Regions from separate parts of the Homo sapiens genome. Here region 1 is linked to region 2. Evidence: chromatin contacts called from ENCODE Hi-C or POLR2A ChIA-PET data. All regions are on one chromosome and are shown on one strand. Each heading gives the region's core, a stretch centred on a gene start or an enhancer-like site at or near the end of the contact. The rest is flanking DNA. Distances are from core to core; before and after follow the strand shown.

Evidence for each region. A loop is a pair of places that touch in the nucleus more often than their neighbours do. ChIA-PET counts read pairs that join two places held with the same protein, here RNA polymerase II (POLR2A). Pooled maps may share reads with other maps.
Region 1: a pooled map shows a loop between it and region 2 (4-fold over the local background). The contact joins the promoter of PAX8-AS1 here to the promoter of CKAP2L in region 2. A Hi-C loop is called at or near these places in 1 of 50 pooled maps. POLR2A ChIA-PET finds 5 or more read pairs at or near these places in 2 of 52 experiments (WTC11 and activated T-cell).

What each region holds. Positions count from the first base shown.
Region 1 is chr2:113,233,503-113,238,104 of GRCh38, forward strand. PAX8-AS1 (PAX8 antisense RNA 1) reads left to right here and starts at 2,767. Exons shown (of 6, transcript NR_015377.2): 1 at 2,767-3,120. It overlaps PAX8 (paired box 8), which reads right to left. Exons shown (of 12, transcript NM_003466.4): 8 at 3,099-3,219; 9 at 1,892-2,080. RefSeq lists an enhancer at 1,664-1,853 and a silencer at 2,104-2,183.
Region 2 is chr2:112,761,504-112,766,106 of GRCh38, forward strand. CKAP2L (cytoskeleton associated protein 2 like) reads right to left here and starts at 3,106. Exons shown (of 9, transcript NM_152515.5): 1 at 3,059-3,106; 2 at 1,000-1,066. The coding sequence starts at 3,095. RefSeq lists an enhancer at 2,736-2,875 and a silencer at 3,326-3,485.

The DNA.
Region 1 (4,602 bases), core at 1,517-4,016, 470 kb after region 2:
CCCCATCTCTACTGAAAATACAAAAATTAGCCGGGTGTAGTGGCGCCCATTTGTAGTTCTAGCTACTCGGGAGGCTGAGGCAGGAGAATCACTTGAACCCAGGAGGTGGAGGTTGCAGTGAGCTGAGATCGCGCCACTGCACTCCAACCTGGGCAACAGAGTGAGATTCCATCTCAAAAAACAAAAAAACAAAAAAAAAAGGGTCCAGGGACTTTTATCACATGACCCTGTGGTTACTCTGGGCTTGTAGAGGTCTTAATCCTCTGGTGCAGTGGTTTCGAAGTCCAAGGGCTTTCTAGGGGCAGGGACCCCTTCTAAAAGAGCAGTTCTTCAGGGGTCTGGTGAGCATACATGTCTTCTGTAAAAGGCTTCATTTCAAGAGAGCATTGAGAGGCCCAAATTTGAAACCACTGGTCCAGATGGACTGTCTGACTCTGGGCTGCCTCTGTGACAGGTCTCACACACCCCACCCACGCACTGGTCTCTGCTCCAGCATTTCAAGGTCGTCGGGGTAGGAGGGTGTGGGAGGTGAAGAGGCATTTACTTCTGTCACTAAATACCCACACTCCTTGGAGACAGTGCCGCTATTAAAGAGATTCCTCCAATGCTGAACTGAGAGCTAGCTGGCTTCCTTCCCTGGTCCTGGGCCCCCACTGGGCCCACATCTAAAATAGTCCTATCCCTGTGGAAGCCCTTGAGGTATCTGAAGACCATATGGGTCTCTGCTTCCCACTTTCACTGCATCTCAGGCCCTCTCCAACCCAAGCCAAGCGCTTGACTCTCAGCCATTCCTCAGGCCCTGGCTGGATGAGCGAAGGTCCTTCTGCCAGGAGGAGCCAGCTCCCCTTGAGGTCTGACTCATGCAGTGCAGGCCCAGGCCTCAACCAGCTACAGATGGTGCTCCTGCCCAGAGACCTTGGCAGGGACCTTCTCCTCCCTGGGCCAGGTTCCTCATCAGCATAAGAGGTTTGATCTAGAGGCTCCCTCAGGTGCTTCCAGATTTACTTATTTTTATTTATTTGTTTTTTTCTTTTTTGAGATGGAGTCTTGCTCTGTCACCCAGGCTGGAGTGCCATGGCGCCACCTCAGCTCACTGCAACCTATGCCTCCTGGGTTCAAGCGATTCTCCTGCCTCGGCCTCCCCAGTAGCTGGGATTACAGGTGTCTGCCACCACACCCCCTAATTTTTTGAATTTTAGTAGAGATGGGGTTTCATCATCTTGGCCAGGCTGGTCTTGAACTCTTGACCTTGTGATCCACCTGCCTCGGCCTCCCAAACTGCTGGAATTACAGGGGTGAGCCACCTCGCCCGGTCGGTGCTTCCAGCTTTAAATATTTTGAGGCAGTTGAGGTTCCTGATGGGAGGTCCCCCACTCCTCTCAAGTTGTTGAATCACTGAATTTATCATGTTTAACAGATGTCTGACTGTCCTCCCGGTGATGCTGTTAAGCTAGGAATGAAGATAGCTGCATCATGGAAACACAACTGGGACTGACCCTTGGCCTTTTTAGAAATTTGATCCAGAAATGGGCTCCAAAAGCCAATTCCTTTTTCCCTCCAAAATGTTCATTTTTCCTTCTATCTATTTATGCATTTACCAAGGCCAAGTTGCTACGTTACAGCACCCGGCTCCCGGCCTTAGGGTTCCTGCTTTTCCATGGGGTCTTGGGGTGGTGCATCCCCGGCACCCCTACAGCATCCGCCCCTTCCGAGCATGTCTTCCCCGTCACAGAGAACTTCATGTTGGCGCCTCCAAAAGTTGCCGGAGGAATTAGGGAACAGGGTGGGGGTGGATGAGACTGAGGCCAGAGAGGGGGCTGGCGGTCTGCCCTGAGGACCCCCGTCCCACCCGCCGCCATAGCTGCATGGCCCCGGGACCTCCCTGTCGTACCTGAGAGGAGGGCCTGGCCCGTGAACTGCCCGTACACGGAGGCAGCATGGGGAAAGGCATTGAAGGGCGGGACCCCGGAGCCGACTTGCTGCAGATCCAAAAAGGCGGAGCTAGATAAAGAGGAAGGGGTGGAGCTAGAACTGGACACCTCGGGGGTTTCCTGCTTTATGGCGAAGGGTGAGTGAGGATCTGCCGGAGGGAGGGAGACAACAAGGAGAGAGGGGTGTGAGATGGCGGGGAGGGAACACGCACAAGCCAAGCCGTGGGATGTGGAGGGTGCGGGCGGGGCGCGGGGCAGGCTCAGCTGCCCTCAGAGTCTGGGCTGGGGAGAGCCGGGGCCCACGAGGCGTGGCAAGGCGGGGAGAGAGAAGCTAGACCTCCCTGCTGCGCTTCTGCAGCGAAAATGGAGAGACCCGGAAGGCGTGTGTGCGCCCGCCTCTCCCACAGGAGGGAGCGCGGAGACCCGGGAGCGGCCTAGGACCGGAGGCGCGACCCCTCGGCCCACCTTGAGGCCCGGCCTAGGACCGGAGGCGCGACCCCTGGGCCCACCTTGAGGCCCGGCCTAGGACTGGAGGCGCGACCCCTCGGCCCACCTTGCGGGAGCCGCCTAGGACCGGAGGCGCGACCCCTCGGCCCAGCTTGAGGCCCGGCCTAGGACCGGAGGCGCGACCCCTCGGCCCACCTTGCGGGAGCCGCCTAGGACCGGAGGCGCGACCCCTCGGCCCACCTTGAGGCCCGGCCTAGGACCGGAGGCGCGACCCCTGGGCCCACCTTGAGGCCCGGCCTAGGACTGGAGGCGCGACCCCTCGGCCCACCTTACGGGAGCCGCCTAGGGCCGGAGGCGCGACCCCTCGGCCCAGCTTGAGGCCCGGCCTAGGACCGGAGGCGCGACCCCTCGGCCCACCTTGAGGCCCGGCCTAGGACTGGAGGCGCGACCCCTCGGCCCACCTTGAGGCCCGGCCTAGGACCGGAGGCGCGACCCCTGGGCCCACCTTGAGGCCCGGCCTAGGACTGGAGGCGCGACCCCTCGGCCCACCTTGAGGCCCGGCCTAGGACCGGAGGCGCGACCCCTGGGCCCACCTGGCGGCCCGGCCGGCACAGCCCGCCTCTCCTCTCCAGGCCAGGGCCCCACACCTTCCGCCTGACAGCCAGCCAAGCTCTTCAGTCCCCCGCCCTCCACCTGCCAGGGAGGCTCCGGGCGTTGTACCTGCCACCACGGGGTAGGTCTGGTGAGTCGAGAGGTTGCGCCCCAGTGGCGTGTTGGAAGGGGTCAGGGTGGCCTTCCCGTCGTCCAGGGTGCTGTTGAGCAAGGGCAGCGGGTAGAGGCCCTGGGGAGCAAAGAGAAGTCAGCGCACAGAGACGATCCAACAAGCCGACCTTCCTGCAGACCCTGAGCCTGTGTCTTAGGACTTGGCAGCCCTCATCTCCCCAGGAGAGGTCCTCATCGCCCCCTTCTTCCTTTACGTTCTCAACTCCACTCGGCACGTTTCGTTCATGCTCATTGTCCTCCCGCATCCCTGGAATTCAAGGCCAGCTGGTAGCATGGGTGCCCAGACGTGGGATAGAGAGTCTCAGCCAGAGGACCACACCCTGGTTGGATGGCTGGTCGGCTTCCTGGTTTCACCACACTGTTGGGACCCACAGAATGCAGGACGGTGCCAAGGACTGGAGCAGTCTCCAACCGGACTGTTCAGGGTCCTTGCATCTGTTAATTTATTCTTCCCCAGATAGGAAACCCAGGCACAAAGGTTTAAGAAACTTGTCCCACTTCCAGATGGGCCAAAGATAGGATTCAGATTCGAGGGATCAGAATGTGTCTGCTCTCAACCACTGCCCTAAACTGGGTGACATAAGGACCACTTCTTACATTTGCAAAGAGCTTATATCAGAGCTTTGCCTCTGTTGTCCTAGTAGAGTCCCCCAGCAGCCCAGTGACATGGGTGAGTAATATTATGTCTGTGTTTTATATGTGGAGCCTGGAACTCAGGTAAATGGCCCAATTTTGTATAGTGAAACAGACTAAACCCGGGATTTTTCGGCTGTGGACCCAGGTGCTTTACCCACCACGTGGATTTCTTCTTTTCTCTCTCCACATCCAAACAAATAGAAGTGTGCAAGTTCGGCTTGAAAATGGTATTGAGAGTTGTTTTTGTTGGAAACACTCTTTGTCAAGTACCTGGGGGTCTTCATCAGTAAGACCTCATTTTAGATGCCTCCTGGCCTCCCCTTCCCAGGAGCACAGCTATGACCTTAGGTACTCCTTCCGAAAAGAACTTGTTTAACTAAAGGTAAGTGTACCTCATCCTCACCATGGCCTCCTTCCACTGGGGAAGCAGATAGCGCAGAAAAAAGAACACACCCATTCCCCACATACCTTCACACTCGTCACATACCTGCTACGTGAGATGTGCAAAGCTGAATTCAGGGAATGCTCAGTAGTTACATAACAGTGCCACTAAAGGCAATTGTTTTCAGTGATTTCCATCGAGCTGGGTTCTGCAAAGATCCACAGCACTTTCCGGTTGCATGCTGGGCACTTTTGGAAGCTGCAGTCAATTCTGGAGGCCACCAGGGCACCATTAGCACATAGCAGCAATTATTGACTAAATGGTGCTCTGGTTCCATGCCTTCCAAGGGGGCCCACTTAGAGGCAGGGTGGAGTTGCTTAGGGCCTTTTTTTTTTTTTTTTTTTGTAGACGGAGTTTTGCTCT
Region 2 (4,603 bases), core at 1,856-4,355:
TCTTCAAATACTATCTCTTCTAACTTTAAGGGGGTAAAGAAATATTAAAAAAAAAAAAACCAAGACACACATGAAATATAGCTAGTGAGACAGGAAATGCAGAAAAAGGATTGGAAAACAGAGGTGAATTTAGAAGGAATCAATCTGCATGGACCAAAAACAATTGCTAGACTAACAAGGACTTTGATTATGACTTGTTTGATGTTTGTCTCTCCCATCTACAGCATAAGCCCTGGGAGGGCAGGAATGTCTGTCTTGTTAAGCGCCATTATCTCTAGCATCAGAAGTGACTGAGATGTTATAGGTACTAAATAAATATTTGTTGAATAAGTGAATTAGGTTCATTTAATCAAGGAAATAGAGGTGAGTAAACACCCAAGATAAAATAAAGGGTGAAAGCTAACTTTGTAAAAATTAATTTTCAAATAAATACTTAGCAACTCAAATGGGGAAAAAATTAATTAATGCTAAGAAAGGACAAATAACACGACAAAGATGGTAAGAATCTACAAAGGATAAAAATGAAGTGGACATGTTCTGTCTACCTTAACAGTAAATGCTAAGAGAATGACCCAAGAGCAGAGGGTATCACTCTGCTACGGAGGATTGATTGTAACTGGCTCTCCTGCCTTAGCAAGAAATGCCAGAACCATGGTCATTCAAGTTCTTGACCAAAAACTGCCTTCATGAGAATCAACTTCCCCAAGAAAAAAAAAGCAGAAACAGGCAAAGCTTCCAGCATGGTAGGTAATACTGACCCTTCTTCCCTCCTTCCTTTGGAGATTCACACAGTAATAATGCATAAAGCTTTGCCAATGGACTAAGCACTGCCCAGGGGTTTTTGTCATGCCTGGACTGAAATGCTCTTTTTGCGTTATCATAGAATCCCAGTGCAGTCTGAGTAGACTCTAAGCAAAAGGGACATTTTTCAAAAAGGCTTTAAATTGCTAGTACAAAGAAGGCAACAAAACTTGCGTAACTGTGGACAGATAAACTCACTTGGTGTTTTGGCTCTTCAGTTTTCCCTTGGCTGCAAGGTACTCCTGAAGCTTTCTCTGCCGCTCTTCTGCAACACAGGCAAGCAAACAAACGACATAACTTTAGTTCAAGATTTTAACCAGTTCATTAATATTCTAAAAGATGACACTTTTCTCTAGTGATTTTGCCTTTGCAACATAATGTTATAAAATCCCTAGTCCTATAAATGTGCCTTCAAGCTAACATCAACATCAACAATATCATTTATATGCCAGGCCTACACTAAGTTCTTTAAACTTACTACTTTTTTTTTTTTTTTTGAGACAGGGTCTTCCTCTGTCACTGAGGTTGGAGGGCAGTGGCACAACCACGGCTCACTGTTGACTTGATCTCCCAGGTTCTAGCAATCCTCACACCTCAGTCTCCTGAGTAGCTGGGAATACAGGCGTGTACCACCATGCTGGATAATTTTAAAAAAATTTTTTGTAGAGACAGGATCTCACTATGTTGCCAGGGGTGGTCTCAAATTCCTGAGCTCAAGTGACCCTCCTGCTTTGGCCTCCCAAAGTGCTAGGATTACAGGCGTAAGTCAAAGCACTCGGCCTAAATTTACATTATTGCTTTCAATCCACAAAACAATCCAATGAGTTTTTGCAATCTGAAATTCAGAGAGAGTAAATGTCATGCCCAAAGTTACCCAGCTAATATGTGGCAATTCCAGGACTTGAAAACAGGCTTTTCTAACCCTGGAGCTCACAGCCACTGTTCTCAGCTACAACAGTCTGTTTTGAAGAATTTCTGTTACTGGCCCACCTGAGCTGGTGAGCCAGGCCTGGTCTTACGTCTTTTGTTTTTTTACAGGGATGATGATTTTTACCCACAAACCCTTATATGGCTTCCTTTGTTGGTACTAAGGATAAAATACGCCCGGTCTGCTCACGGCAGACACCTATACTATGGTGACTTTCTACGCAAGCCATTTGTGAGGGGATGACAAGTCAATAATTTCTGCCTTCAAGAACTTTCAAACTAGTAGTGGAGATAAAATCAACACAGCAACAATTACAGTATAAGGTAAAATCTAAGGGCCATAAGAGACGAAAAGAAGTATGGGAGTTCAGAGGTAGGGCATAAATGAGGGGAGTAGGTGGCTAGAAAAGGTTAAAAGTAAATAATGATGTGAAGGAAGACAAAAAGACGACAGGGGTGCCAAACGACTCTTAACCTCATCTGAACGGAGTTGCCCTGTTTTGCTCTCTGATGCTCATGTATCTATCCTTAGAGACAGCTTGGCGGGCAATGTAGAGCGTAGGGGCTGACATAGGGGGTTGGAGTCCCACCTCCGTGACTTCTAGCAAATTAGCAAACTTTGCTGCTGCTAAGCCTATAAGGCGGACAGAAATGCCATCTTTAAAGCTTGTTATGTAAAGTGCCTAGGACCTCGTAGGCATCAACAGGAATAATGGATGAAACAAAACAACGGTGCGTATCTTGGAGAAAGTGGCATCTGAGCAGGAGTATTTTGAAAGGTAGGAAAGGGCTCCAAGCACATCTAAGAGATTAGGGAACGCAGAAGCCTTAGCCCTGGGTGCAGATTTAACCAATCAACTTCTAACCACCGCAGGCTGAGAGGTGTGGAGTGAGAGCCCCGCCAGAGGCAGGAGACCCGGGCTTCGGCCAGACCCCGCCTCCTGGCACAGAGGACCACGCCCGGCTCTGCCTGGAGCCAAATGTGGATCAAAACAGCGCGCAGCTTCCCACTGCTGGTGAAAACCCGAGCAAGGGGCCTCAGTTTCTTTATCCGGAACGTGGTGACAATGACATCTCTTTGCAAGGCTGCTGCAGGGCTTTCTGGAAATACGCCCGTGAGGTATCTGGGCCTGCGCACAGCCTCCCCCGCCCAGGACCCAGACGTCTACCTGGGGGTCCCGTCTGCGCTCCCGGGATGGAAAACGCCCAGGGGAAACTTAGGCAGGCGAGCGGACGGGCACCTCCCGCGGGACGAACTCACTCGGTGGCCTCCTACTTCCCCGGCCGTGTTCCAACGCCTGAGAATAACGGGAACAGCGGTCGTACTCACCGACAGCGGCAGCAGCGGTAGGCCCGGGCCCCACCATGACTCTTCAGTGACAGTTTTTCTTCAAACGCCGCGCCTGTAGCCAGGACCGGCGTGCCGCGCGTCCACGCGTCCTCATTGGCTCCTGCGGGTTTGAAACTCGCTAGTCGTCAGCACGGGAGGGCGGGACAACAGGCAATAGGCTCTTTGCGGTTGGCTCTGGCCTTGAGAACCCGACCTTGGGGCCCTTTGATTGGAAGAACGTGCAGCGCACCTCGGCATTGAGGGCGGCTTCCTCGGGGCGCGGCGCCGCCCGCCTCTGAGTGCGCCTGTGAGTGCGCCTCCGAGTGGGCGTGGGACCCTCCGTGGGGGCCTCAGCCGGGCTGGTGGTTGGGGGGCGGTTACGCTGAATCCAGCTGGGGTTGGCGCGCCGGGAGTCCCTGGGCGGAGAGACAGGGCGGTCCTCCCAGGATGCTGGGGCCGCTACCTGATTCTGTCCTTTCAAAGTCTCAGACTCACAGGAGCTGTGAAAAAATAATATTATAAAGAGGACATATGGGTCTTATGCATCTAAAGGCTCCTAGTTCTTAGTACTGCAGGGTGGCTCGTTTAATTGTGGTAAAATATGCATAACATCACATATACCATTTTAACCATTTTAAAGTGTTAAATTTTTCAAAAATGTGCAGTTTAGTGGTATTAAGTACCCTCACATTGTGGCACAGCCACCACTACTGTCCTTTCCAGAACTTTTTCATCTTCCCAAATGAAACCCTGTACCCGTCACTAACTCCGCACTCCTCCCTCCCCCAGCCCCAGGCAATCACCATTCTAGTTTCTGTCTCTATGGATTTGACAACTGTAGGTGCCATATAAGTAGAATCATGCAGTATTTGTTCTGTGACTGGCTTGTTTCACTTAGCATAAAGTATTCAAGGTTCATCCATGTGTAGCATGTGTCAGAATTTCCTTTCCTTTTAAGGGGGAATAGCATTTCGTTGTGTGGAGATGCCACATTTTGCTTCTTGGTCCATCCCTCTCCGGACACTTGAGTTGCTTCCACTTTTTGGCTATTGTGAATAATAATATGAACATGAATGCACAAATAACTCTTTGAGACTCTCCTTTTCATTCTTTTGGGTATATACCACGAAGTGGTATTGTTGGATCAAACGGCAATTCTATTTTTAATTTTTTGAGAAACTGCCTTACTCCTCTCACGGTGATCTCTTGTTCAAGGTATATTTTCGATTTCACCTGATCAGCTGACTATAAGGCCATAAGGCTAACGGAGAAACGCAGGCCTAGTTTCTCCTAGTTACTAGGAGATCGCAGGCCTCGTTGTCCTGAATCCCTAGACACACTTCATTCCCCTTGTTTTAATCCTAAATTTTTTTTCTTTTGAAGTTTGTCCTGTTTCATCTATTCTCCAGTTTCTTAAAGAGGTCTGGAAAATGCTTTTGGCTCCTTGTGTATGAAGGTTCCTCTTCCATGGATGCTGGAGAAGTCGTGTGTGGAGGGGCAGTCATATCTGGGCACCTGTTGGCCAGGTTCAGCTTACCAGTTGGG